Regions from separate parts of the Homo sapiens genome. Here all the other regions are linked to region 2. A link is an interaction called in ENCODE POLR2A ChIA-PET data of the cell type or tissue named here. Cell type or tissue: GM12878. All regions are shown on one strand. Region 1 has its middle 9.1 kb from the start of ARHGAP21. Region 2 overlaps PRTFDC1 (phosphoribosyl transferase domain containing 1). Region 3 overlaps ENKUR (enkurin, TRPC channel interacting protein).

Region 1 (4,000 bases), 200 kb before region 2:
TCAACTAACCAAGGCTTCTTCCCTCAGATAGGAAAAGATCGCAGGGCAATATGTGGTAATTCACATCTGGGCTTAAGTAGGATAGATGGCAGGCTTACATAACCTTTCTCCTCAAAGATTTTTTCAATTATATTTTAATTTTTAAAAATTACGAAGTAAAAAAGAAAAAAACAAACACTAAAACTATGAAGGGGCCCAATCTCATACCACATTTTACGAACCCATTCTCATGCCTCCTTCCAGCTTTCTTCTGTGGCTCCTCATTGCTTGAATCCAACAAGAAGCCTGGGGTCCTCAAAGATAATTCATCCACCCTGTTTCTTTCAATATAAATAGAAATTTTAGATAGTAAATATTCATCAAAGATGAATGAAAAGGAAATAAGACTGACATAAACATTTTAAATTGTGATATTGGGGAAGAGATGAAATAAAGGAATATATTCTAAAAAGAAAAGATATATTATGGAAGAAGATTAACCCCAGTAAGCAGAAGAAATATAGAGACAAATGTTTCATACCCCGAAGAAAATAAAATATATCAAAAGTGAAATCACAAGAGAATGAATGAAATATAAAAGATGTTAGAATGGCTAAGAGAAGGTATTGAGAGGGAAAAATCATACCGTTGCAGAAATAATACATGAATTAGAAATAAGAAGAAATAAGAAATGTCTGGCCGGGCACAGTGGCTCATGCCTGTAATCCTAGCACAGAGGCCAAGGTGGGAGGATCACTTGAGCCTGGGAATTCAAGACCAGCCTGGGCAACACAGTGAGACCTCATCTCTATTTTTAAAAAATAAAAATAAGAAATATCTAGCAGAAAATTGTGGGATGGATGACAGATTTGTTTTAAAGCACATCAAATACAAAGGAAAAGGACAAAGATTAAAGTGATTAGACAGGAGATGAAAAATATAGAAGACAACAGAAATCTGATTTAGAGAAATTGATGTCTCTGACAGAATTTACAACTAATGAAACTAAAAAAAATTTTTTTCAAAGATATACTATGGTAGCCTGCTAAATGTTCCCCCAAATCTGTTCTCTCCTTCTCCTATAATAGTAGTATTTTAGTTAGGCACCTGGTTAACAAGCTAGACTTTCTATCTAGGTGTGTCTAGGTGTGGCCATGACTAAATTCTAGGCAATGAAATGTGGGCAGGAATGATTGTGTGTCACTCTGGAAGTCTTCCCTTAAAAGGCTTAGATCTGTGCCTTCCTAGACCCTTCCCCGATTCACAGTGACTGGAGGTAGGGTTGCCAAGTTTAGCAAATAAAAACAATGAGCACACAGTTCAATTTGAACATCAGATAAACAACAGATAACTTTTTAGTATAAAAAAGCCTCATTCAAATTGGTGTTTGAAACCAAAAAAAAAAAAAAGAAAAGAAAAATGTTGCAGGCAATAAACAAATCAGATTTTAGTGTGTGTCTCATTAAAAAAAAAACTGTTGGGCATAGTGGCTCACACCTGTAATCCAACACTTTGGGAGGCCGAGGCATAAGGATTTTTTGAGCCCAGGAATTCAAGACCAGCCTGGTCAACATAATTAGACCTATCTCTACAAAAACATTTAAAAATTACCTGGGTGTTGTAGCTAATTTTTAGCCCAAGCTATTCTTGAACTCCCAGCCTCAAGCAAGCTTCACACCTTAGTCTCCCAAAGTTCTGGGATTACAGGCATGAGCCACTGCACCCAGCCTTTCAGCTGCTTTTAAATGTGAATGACCACATGATTCAATCTTTAAGTCACATTATTTGTTTTCTTCAAAATTTTTCTTATCAATTAATGCTGAGAAAAATTTTTAGGTGAGTAATGGTTTTCTTTTGGGTCAGGGATCATTAAACTTTTTCTGTAAAGGGCCAGATAGATAATATTTTAGGCTTTGCAGTGCCACGCGACCTCTGTTGCAACTACTCAACTCTGCTGTTACAGTACTAAAGCAGGGATGGACAACGTATAAATGAATGAATGTGGCTGTTTCTATAAAACTTGATAACAGATAGAAGACTGGATTTGGTATATGTGCCACAGTCGGCGAACCCCTGCATTAGGTAATTCACTTTGATTTGCTTGTAGGATTTCTTTTCTTTTTTGAGACAGAGTCTCACTCTGTTGTTGCCCAGGCTGGAGTACAGTGGCATGATCTCGGCTCACTGCAACCTCCACCTCCTGGGTTCAAGCAATACTCCCATCTCAGCCTCCCGAGTAGCTGAGACTACAGGTGCCCGCCACCATGCCTGGCTAATTTGGTATTTTTAGTAGAGACGGGGTTTCGCCATATTGGTCAGGCTGGTCTCAAACTCCTGATCTCAAGTCATCCACCCGCCTCAGCCTCCCAAAGTGCTGGGATTACAGGCTCGAGCCACCGTGCCCTGCCGGATTTCTTTTCTTATATGAAAGTTTAGTAACTTCCCCCAAGTCACTATTCTGTTTTCATAATCCCTGAAACATGATAAATTTTTTTTTAATTAAAAAAAGTTTTTTAGTAGAGACAGTGTCTCACTATATTGGCCAGGCTGGTATTGAACTCCTGGGCTCAGGTGATCTTCCTGCCTGGGTTTCCCAAAGTGCTAGGGTTACAGGCATGAGCCACTGCACCTGGTCAATCCTTTTAATCCTTGGAATTGCAAGAAAGTTTTCACATATTGGTTAGGACAAAGGCTAAGCTCTTGCACCAAAATGTTTTTTAAATACCACAGTACTTGTATTTAGAAGTGGCTACAAAGAAAGTTATGTCTTTTTCAGGTAATGATCCCCAAGTATGCTCTTCAGGCCTGCTACAATAGCTCCATTGTCTTCCATAGGTGGTTTCATCTCTGGGTCAAAGGCAGATGCTCCAGTTCTATCTCCAATAGGGTTCCCAGATAAAATATAGGATACCCAGTTCAACTTGAATTTTATTTATTTATTTATTTATTTGAGATGGAGTCTCCCCCTATTGCCCAGGCTGGAGTGCAGTGGCGCGATCTCGTCTTACTGCAACCTCTGCCTCCCAGGTTCAAGCGACTCTCCTGCCTCAACCTCCTGAGTACCTGGGATTACAGGTGCATGCCACCATGCCCAGCTAATTTTTTATTCTTTTTTTTTTTTTTTTTTGTATTTTTAGAAGAGACGGAATTTCACCATGTTGGTCAGGCTAGTCTCAAACTCCTGACATTGTGATCCGCTCGCCTCAGCCTCCCAAAGCACTGGGATTACATGCGTGAGCCACCATGCCTGGCCCCTCAACTCGAATTTTAGATAAACGACAAATACATTTTTAGGATAAATTTTGTTGTTGTTGTTTTTGAGACAGGGTCTTGCTCTGTTGCCTAGGCTGGAATGCAGTGGTGCCATCATCGCTCACTGCAGTCTTGACCTCCTGGGCTCAATTGATCCTCCTACCCGAGCCTCCCAAGTAGCTCAGGGACCACAGATGTGCACTACCATGCCTGGCTAATATTTTTTAAATTTTTTTGTAGAGACAGGGTCTTGCTATGTTGCCCAATCTGGTTGTATGTTATTTAATCTGCCTTAAATAATGGTTTGAGTGACCAAGTAATTAGAAACAAAATGAAAAAACAAGCTACAGTCTATCAGAAGATATATGCAACTGATATAACCCACCAAGGATTTATTTATTTATTTATTTATTTGCGACGGAGTCTCGCTCTGTCGCCCAGGCTGGAGTGCAGTGGCATGATCTCGGCTCACTGCAACCTCTGCCCCTCCAGGTTTAAGCAATTCTCTGCCTCAGCCTCCGGAGTAGCTGGGATTACAGGCGCGTGCCACCACGCCTGGCTAATTTTTTGTATTTTTAGTAGAGACGGGGTTTCACCATCTTGGCCAGGCTGGTCTTGAACTCCTGACCTCCTGATCCACCCGCCTCAGCCTCCCAAAGTGCTGGGATCACAGGCATGAGCCACTGTGCCCGGCCTCCCACCAAGGATTTATAGCCTGAGCCTCCATAAACCAATAACTAAAATAGAAAAGATGAATAGGCAATTTATG
Region 2 (4,000 bases):
TTAGTAGAGGTGAGGTTTCACCATGTTGGCCAGAATGGACTCTATCTCTTGACCCTGTGATCTGCCTGCCTCAGCCTCCCAAAGTGCTGGGATCCTACAGGCGTGAGCTATTGCACCCGGCACAGGACCCAAGATTTTTAAATGACCAAAGAGTAAAGACAATGTTTTCTGTTATATTTCAGCTATTTGAACACTTGCAAATAAAATTGCTGAAAAAGATGAGGCGCTACCAATTTTCACTAACTCCAAGTTACACATTTTTTGTTATAATATCTCCCAAATCAAGATGCATCTTACATACAATCCATGTCAAATCATGGCTTAATTTAGAGCATTTTTTCTTTCATAGTGGTACATAAAGTAACAATCTATGATGCCTTTAGATTTAGTGAAATATGGTAAGTTTTAGAATTTTTGTGGTCTCTCATCTTCCCTCTTCTAGTCCTTTATTTTCTTCTATTTTCCTATTTCTTTATTTTTCCTCTCCATTTTTACTTAAAAATATGTATGTGTGTGTGCATGTGCTTACCTATAAACCTACTTTGGACCCATCTGGCACCCCCCCACAACTGAGGAACTCTTCTACTATCTTCAAAGAATTGGAGTCTTTTTTCTTCACCCAAAGCCCAAGGTGAGACTCTGCTAAACACAGATTTCCTGTCTCAGAAAGAAAAGGAGGCTTTCTTTTTCTTTTTTTCTCTTAAGACAGAGTCTCGCTCTGTTGCCCAGGCCGGAGTGCAGTGGCACAATCTCAACTCACTGCAACCTCCACCTCCCGGGTTCAAGTGATTCTATTGCCTCAGCCTCCCAAGTAGCTGGGATTACACGTGCCCACCACCACGCCCAGCTAATTTTTGTATTTTTAGTAGAGATGGGGTTTCACCATGTTGGCCAGGCTGGCCTGGAACTCCTGACCTCAGGTAATTGGCCCATCTCGGCCTCCCAAAGTGCTGGGATTACAGGTGTGAGCCACCGTGCCAAGAAAAAGAAGCTTTCGGCTGAGCGCAGTGGCTCACGCCTGTAATCTCAGCACTTTGGGAGGCCGAGACAGGCAGATCACGAGGTCAGGAGATAGAGACCATCCTGACTAACACGGTGAAACCCTGTCTCTACTAAAAAACTACAAAAAAATTAGCCGGGCGTGGTGGCGGGCGCCTGTAGTCCCAGCTATTCGGGAGGCTGAGGCAGGAGAATGGGGTGAACCCAGGAGGCGGAGCTTGCAGTGAGTCGAGATCGCAGCCACTGCACTCCAGCCTAGGCGACAGAGGCAGACTCCGTCTCAAAAAAAAAAAAAAAGAAAGAAAGAAAGAAAGAAAGGGAGGCTTTCAATTCCAGGCACCCTTGCTACTTGGAAACAGTTCAGCAAAAGTTCACCCTGGTGTAGGGTAAAGACTACTCACTAAAACTAAAGACACTGAACCTGGCTTATCCATTCTGTTCCCATTCCTCACAAGCACAGATAACAAGAGCTGACTGATTTAAACCCTTTGTTCTGAACTGTGGGAATGAGAGAGAAAAAATGTATTTAGCGTTTCTCTTCCCTCAAGGGAGCAGGTTTGTGGCTAACCCTTAGCTCTAATGAGCTTCTTTAATACGAACGCCAGCTTCCCCAGGGGCCCACATCCCCTGTGTGGCAAATCTCTCGGCCCTACTGTGGTTACACTGTGAGTTGTATTTTAGCTCCAAAAAATCTCTTGGTGTTGCCAACATGCAGGAATTATTCATACAAAGCAGGGCACATTCAAACAACATGGGGCAGGATCTAGGGCAACTGTGGCTTGCCTAAAATAACATTCATCCTCAATTTTTAAAGCCTTGAAGTTGTAGTTTGAAGATTGTATTTTGTACAGAGGTTAGCTAACCAAATTGGTGGGAAACAATGAGATCAGAATGTTGCACCTCTGAATTACACTTTATCCTCACATTGGATTGCATATAAATTAATGAGCTTTTAAACCAGGGCAACATTTGAGAGAGAATAAAGGGAAAAAACTTGGCAAATAATGCATCCACATACAAAAAAGCTGTCTAAAAAGTCACTTGCTGGCACCTAACAATACTTCCCTCAAATCCTCCTGTTTTTCCACTCAAAGTCCCTTAGAATAGATATCCCAAAAGGCCTCCCACTTCCACCCTGATAGAGCTTTCTCAAAACACACTAAATCTGATTGCAGTCCTAGCTGTTTGGGAAGTTGAGGCAGGAGGATCATTTGATCCCAGGGAGGTTGAAGTTGCAGTGAGCTATGATCACACAACTGTACTGCAGCCTGGGTGATGGAGCGAGACCCTGCCTCTAAACACATGTACACACACACAAACACACACACACACACACAATCGGGTAGCTCAAGGGACTGCTGAATTATGCCTGTTTCTCTTTGATTCGAGTCTCTATATGCTCAGGAGTTAGTATGAAGCCTGAAGCTCAAGGTTCTTTCCGAATTTTTCTGGATTTGGCCTCCTAAAAGCAGCAAGCAAGCTTTAAGTGAATCCAGAGAACAAGCAGGTAGAGTGAAAGTTCATGTCTTGTGGAGTATCTCCATGGTGCAGGGCAGAAAGAGGAAAAGCAAAGCATAGTTTTCCATAATTTACAGAAAAACCCAGTGTTAATATTCATTTTCTTAGAAGGTACTACTTGATAGCTTATTAATTCAACATATAAAACATTTCAGAAAAAAAAGCAGGTAATTGTCTATTTATGGATATTGTCATTCTTCCAGCAATAATAGAAGCTGGCTTAGCCGGGTTAGGTGAATGTCAAAATAAAGCTCAAGAAAAAATAATGCTGATTCATTTGGTCAAATGTTCTTCCTTTTAGCCTAATTTATCTCAACACATCTCTAGGGAGACTGTACACTCCAGTGGTCACAGTCTTGAGCTCTGGCGTGGAACTTTGATTTAAATACTAGATCCACCACTTACATGCTGCTTGACCTTGGGCATGTTACTGAACATCTCAGGTGTCTGTTTCATTATGTGTAGTACAAATATAATAAGGCTGCCTGTTTCTTATTTTGTGTCTACTATTGAATTAATCAAGTTTGGAGTTTCCTTTATTCCTTTTCATCCTCTTTACTAGCTGAAAAATTATAAATAACATTCCTATTTTTTCAGTGGTCACCCTTAAGAGGTGCTGTTTAGAGAAATACGCAAGGAAAAGGTATGAGAAATTAGAAAGAAATAGTAGTATTTAGTTTGACATGGATTACAATGGTGATAGTTTCCGCAATATAAAATATATCCTGGGCCATAGAACAAGCCTCAAAAAATTTAAAAGAATTGGAATCATACAAAATACAGTTTCTGCAACAGAATTCAACTAGAAACAATACAGGAATTATGTATGGAAAATCCCCCAAATACTTGAAAATTAAACAACACGAGACAACCAATGAGTGAAAGAGGAAATTAGAAAATAGTTTGAATTGAATGAAAATGAACACAATATATCAAAATGTATAGAGGCAGCTAAAGAAGTACTTAAAGGAAAACTTACAGCATTATATGTTTGTATTAGAAAATAAGAAAATCTCAAATCTATGAACTCAACTTTCATTTTATGAAACTAGGAAAATAAAAGAAAATTAACCCCAAAACAAACAGAAGGAAGGAAATAACATAAAAGCATAAATCAATGAAACTGAAAACATAAACACAAAAGAGAAAATCGAGAAAGCAACAAATTGGTTCTTTGAAAGAATAAAAAAATTGAAAAACCTTTAGGCATACTGGTGAAGAAAAGGAAAGAGACAGAAGATACAATTTAATACTATCAGGACTGAAAGAGAGAATATCACTACAGAGATTAAAGATAATAAGGGAATATTATAAACAACTTTATGTCCAGAAATGTAAAAACTAGATAAAATGGACAAATGCCTTGAAAGACACAAACTATTAAAGAGTGAGAAAACTATTAGCCTGAATACTCCCATATCTACTAAATAAACTTAATTCCAATTAAAAAAATCTTCTGACAAAGAAAGCTCCATGTCAAGAT
Region 3 (4,000 bases), 56 kb after region 2:
TGCCTCTCCCTAACTCTGGATCAGATGCATCCTACCCACTCTGTAAGTCTGGGTCCCTGAGTGACTGCAGAAAAGGGTTCCTGCTGACCTGCTCACAGCAAAGTACTGCTATGTTAGCAAGAATTGAATATGTGTTTACGTAATTATACATTTTGGAGTGTACTGTCACAGCTGTTAGCCTACCCTAAATAGCAACCAACCATTCTTGGTAAGTGAGAATTTGTCATATATTATCCTTTATTTTATATCTGCCCTAAGTTAATAAAGGAATAAAGATACTCATATGGACAAGTTTCAAGTGAATTTTCAAAAAATAATTGTATATAAACTACTTTTCTTTAAGTAACCAAAATAAGCTTTTCTATAAGGCTTCCAAATTCTGTGTTTGTGAAAAAAGCCTGAAAGACTCCCATATTTTGTTTTTTATGTTGTCCAGAGGATAAAAACCAGTGTAAGCAGTAGAAATTGTTATTTCTCTGATATTTTATAGTTGCATATATTTTACCAAATTTTTCTAATTTAAAATTTCATAAAATAACCTTTTCCTTTTAGATATTTAGAGCTATTTTTTCTTATTTTTGGGTTGAAAACAGCTCTACTAACATAAACTTATTGCTTAATAGATTATGTAATCTTACAAATGTAACTTTAGAATTCACAAAATAGATAAGTAGAAAGGACCAAAAGGAAAAAAACATTTAAATAAGATATGCATAGTGAGTTGTGGAATAAAATAAGAGTATCGAGGTTGGTATGCTAGAAAGGAGGCTATTCTCCTTAATCATCCTCAATGATGCCTTTATAAGTTGTCATCTTGATTTTGTAAGTTGTCTTCTTAATTTTTCTTCCTCCAAATAGAAGCCTTTCATCATATACAGTGTTACGAATACTGAAAATATTTCTCACTGGGAATAACTGCAAATGTCATGGGCCACAGGAAAATACATCTTTTGCATTTGTGGAGCTCAGAAACAATGTGTTGGAGACAGTTTAGAGTAGCAAGAAGGCACGTGTTACTATTTCCAGTTCAAAATACTTAACAGTTTTCAAAGTTGTGCTGTTGGTATCATGCGCTGCAGAAAAAAAAAAAAAAAAGTGAAGTTCTGAGTGCTGACTTTATTTTTCAGGACCTAGAAATTAATGTTTATGTGAAACAAGTACATAATAATAATGAATTACATTGTGGAACTGGAACACATATTCTCAAATTTAATAGTTTATATGTGGAAAACGTGACACTAGTAAAAACAAAATTTCTTCTTGTGTAAGTGAATAACTCAATTATTCTTTGCATATTGCCTAAGCATTCTGATTAAGACTATTTTTATTCTCTTCATAGTATTTTCCTTTTTGAAAAACTTGGAGTTTTTTATATTTTCCATGTTTTTTTCCCCTACATTGAAATTGTTATACTTTAAAGATCCATTCTTACTTATTGGCAATATAAATAATCTTGTGCTTTTCAATTATGCCAATGTCGTGTTCTAGTTGTTTCATTTCTTCTTCCAGCCTCTGCTTGCGGATCTTCTTTGGTATAGAATCTATAAAGACCGAGAGGGACTGGAATTCTTTATGCACCTCTTCCCAGTTCTTTTTCAGCCCCTGCAAATGGTCAAGAAACTTGTAAATACCAAAGCAAACTGCAAAAGTAAAGGAAATGGGAAAAGCTAATTGGTAATGAAAAATGTCAATAAGTAAAAGAAACTGACAAAAATAACTTCTAAAATGAAATGTATTTATCAAGTACTTGGCCACGGTAACCAAAAATACTGTACAGAGGCCAAATCCCATCCTTGACTGTGTGCTCAGTTCCCACTGGGAGTATTTGTTTGCTCTGCTTTTGTTGTTACTGTACTTGTTTTTACCATCAAAAATGTACACGCAGAGTTATGAGTAGTGTGAAGCTAAAGCTCACAGCAAATGCATGGGTAAAAAACAACTTAGAATGATATCCTCGAGTCAAAAACATTTTTGAACAGAAAATTGTTTTGTAAAATTTTATTTTTTATCCTCATTCTTCAACAGACAAATCACATAAAAGACCTAATTCTGATGTGGATGGCTATATTTTCTTATATCTAACAAATGGGATTGTAAAATTGCCAAAATTCACTTGTACAAAAGATGATCTTCTAAGTGTCCTTTCAATATATTAGAAAGAACCAATTGCCCTCCATATAGTCAAGGGATCTACAGTTCCCATTAATGTATTCTATAAATGATTGAAAGGTCATTAAATGTAACACACATGCTAATTCAATAATGTAGCTAACAGTTTCTATTCTCAGAAATCAACAAATTCAAAATTAGGGATCTCTTAGGAGCAATAAAAGTTATTTCTGTTTCTGCATAATTATCATTTTTTTATCACAGTGCCCTATGGGCTCCACAGACAAAATGGTCTTAAACTAGTAATTAAATTAATTCAATGAAATTTTATAAGTCAACACTTTTTAATTATTCATTATGGGCACATAGATTATTTTATTTACACAAAAGCAAAACAGAAAGTGCAATTTAAGATACTGCCTTGACAGGTGAATTGCTTGAGCCCAGGAGTTCGAGACCAGTGTGGGCAACATGGCAAAACCCTGTCGCTACAAAAAATACAAAAAATAGCCAGGTGTGGTAGCATGGGCCTGTAGTCCCAGCTACCTGAGAGGCTGAGGTGGGAGGATCACCTGAGCTCAGGAGGTTGAGGCTGCAGTGAGCGATGATTGCGCCACTGCACTCCAGCCTGAAACAACAGAGCAGAGACCCTGCCTGAAAACAAAAACAAAACCAAAACTCCAAAACTTAAAATACTGCCTTGAAAACATGGTCTTTGAAAACTATGGCCATACATTTAGGTGTAAAAGAGGATTACAAGTGTCTTATATAATTATGCTGTCATAGTAAGCTCTTGTACAAATTTAATCTTGTAGAAACTTTCAGGGACAATACAATTTCACTGATTTATTTCCATGCTTAGATAAAAGGGATGATGACAGGTCAGGGCACACTGTATAGAAGAGGTTGGTTGGGGAAAAGGGCAACAAATTATGAGGCCTTCTTGAGTGAGCTAAGGATCTGGGAAAGGGAAAGGATAGAAGAAAAAGTATCCAGGTTAAATTTTAAAAAGAGGAGGCTACACAGTTCTTGACAGTGTATGCGATGTATTCCAAAAAGAAGCCCTCAAAAGAATTCTATTTCTCCACAGCCTTTCATTATGAAATGTGAAAGAGGTTCCCACAGTGCTCCACAGGAGTGGCTATTGCAGAGAGGAAGTCTATGTATTTGTACATTTGCGGATATCAAAGGTTTTTCATAGCTAGTTGGGTGATGTTTCCATATTACTTGCAGTCACAGCAGCTACAGTTTTTCTCTGTATTTTCTTTTAAAGGATAGTTTGCTTTTATCTTCCAGTGTGTACAATAACGTTTGGATCAAAGTCAACAGCCAGGGATGGAAACTAAATGTAGCTAATATTTCATATTATATTGAAATACGCTACGTGCTGACTTTAAGAGGTTTTTTCATTATTTCATCTAAAAAGATACTTCATGTGTTGCAGCAATAGTGATTTTCCCTTATTGTTAATTCTTAATTTTCCTCTCTTCTATTTTAAAGCTGAAATAATATCGTTCATTTTGGAAAAAATTCAGACAGGGAGAAGTGATCTTATAATAAGAAGTTTTCAGTTTCATGCTCCTTTTGCACCCTCGCCCACCCCCAAACATTCTCCACCTTGTGGGGTGCTCCCAGCTCTTTCGCCCTCTGGCCTGAGTTCAGCCACAGAAGGCCCTGGAGGGTGGAGAGTGAGGTTGGGGCATTTCTCCTCCTCTCCTAGGACAGTCTAGACATGGGTTCTAGCTGCATTCATCTGTGACTATGACCCTCAGCCCAGCTCCAGCTCTCACTGGATTCTGACAACACTGCTTCTTGTGCCTGCTGCCTTTCAAGCGTAGGTGGTGGTAAATTCCTACTGTCCCTGCTCCTGGGGTGCCTCAGTGCTTCTTGT

The links. ChIA-PET counts read pairs that join two places held together with the same protein. Peaks named below come from ENCODE experiments on the same cell type or tissue, not always from the same donor. Only the 100,000 strongest peaks of a DNase experiment are listed, where the experiment ranks them.
Region 1: POLR2A ChIA-PET joins it to region 2 with 5 read pairs; 7 of 35 experiments call an interaction of 5 or more read pairs at or near these places.
Region 3: POLR2A ChIA-PET joins it to region 2 with 6 read pairs; 2 of 35 experiments call an interaction of 5 or more read pairs at or near these places.

Annotation. Positions count from the first base shown.
Region 1 is chr10:24,730,967-24,734,966 of GRCh38, forward strand. No RefSeq gene overlaps it. Among named protein-coding and RNA genes, the nearest start is that of ARHGAP21, 9.1 kb to the left of the region's middle. In GM12878, no CTCF peak of the experiment used is centred here; no DNase peak of the experiment used is centred here.
Region 2 is chr10:24,927,760-24,931,759 of GRCh38, forward strand. All of the region lies in intron 3 of PRTFDC1 (phosphoribosyl transferase domain containing 1), which reads right to left. Among named protein-coding and RNA genes, the nearest start is that of PRTFDC1, 23 kb to the right of the region's middle. In GM12878, no CTCF peak of the experiment used is centred here; DNase peaks (open chromatin) are centred at 1,562 and 2,862.
Region 3 is chr10:24,983,304-24,987,303 of GRCh38, forward strand. It overlaps ENKUR (enkurin, TRPC channel interacting protein), which reads right to left. Exons shown (of 6, transcript NM_145010.4): 5 at 1,433-1,602; 6 at 1-1,073. The coding sequence ends at 1,067. It also overlaps a transcript of THNSL1 not described here. Among named protein-coding and RNA genes, the nearest start is that of ENKUR, 31 kb to the right of the region's middle. In GM12878, no CTCF peak of the experiment used is centred here; no DNase peak of the experiment used is centred here.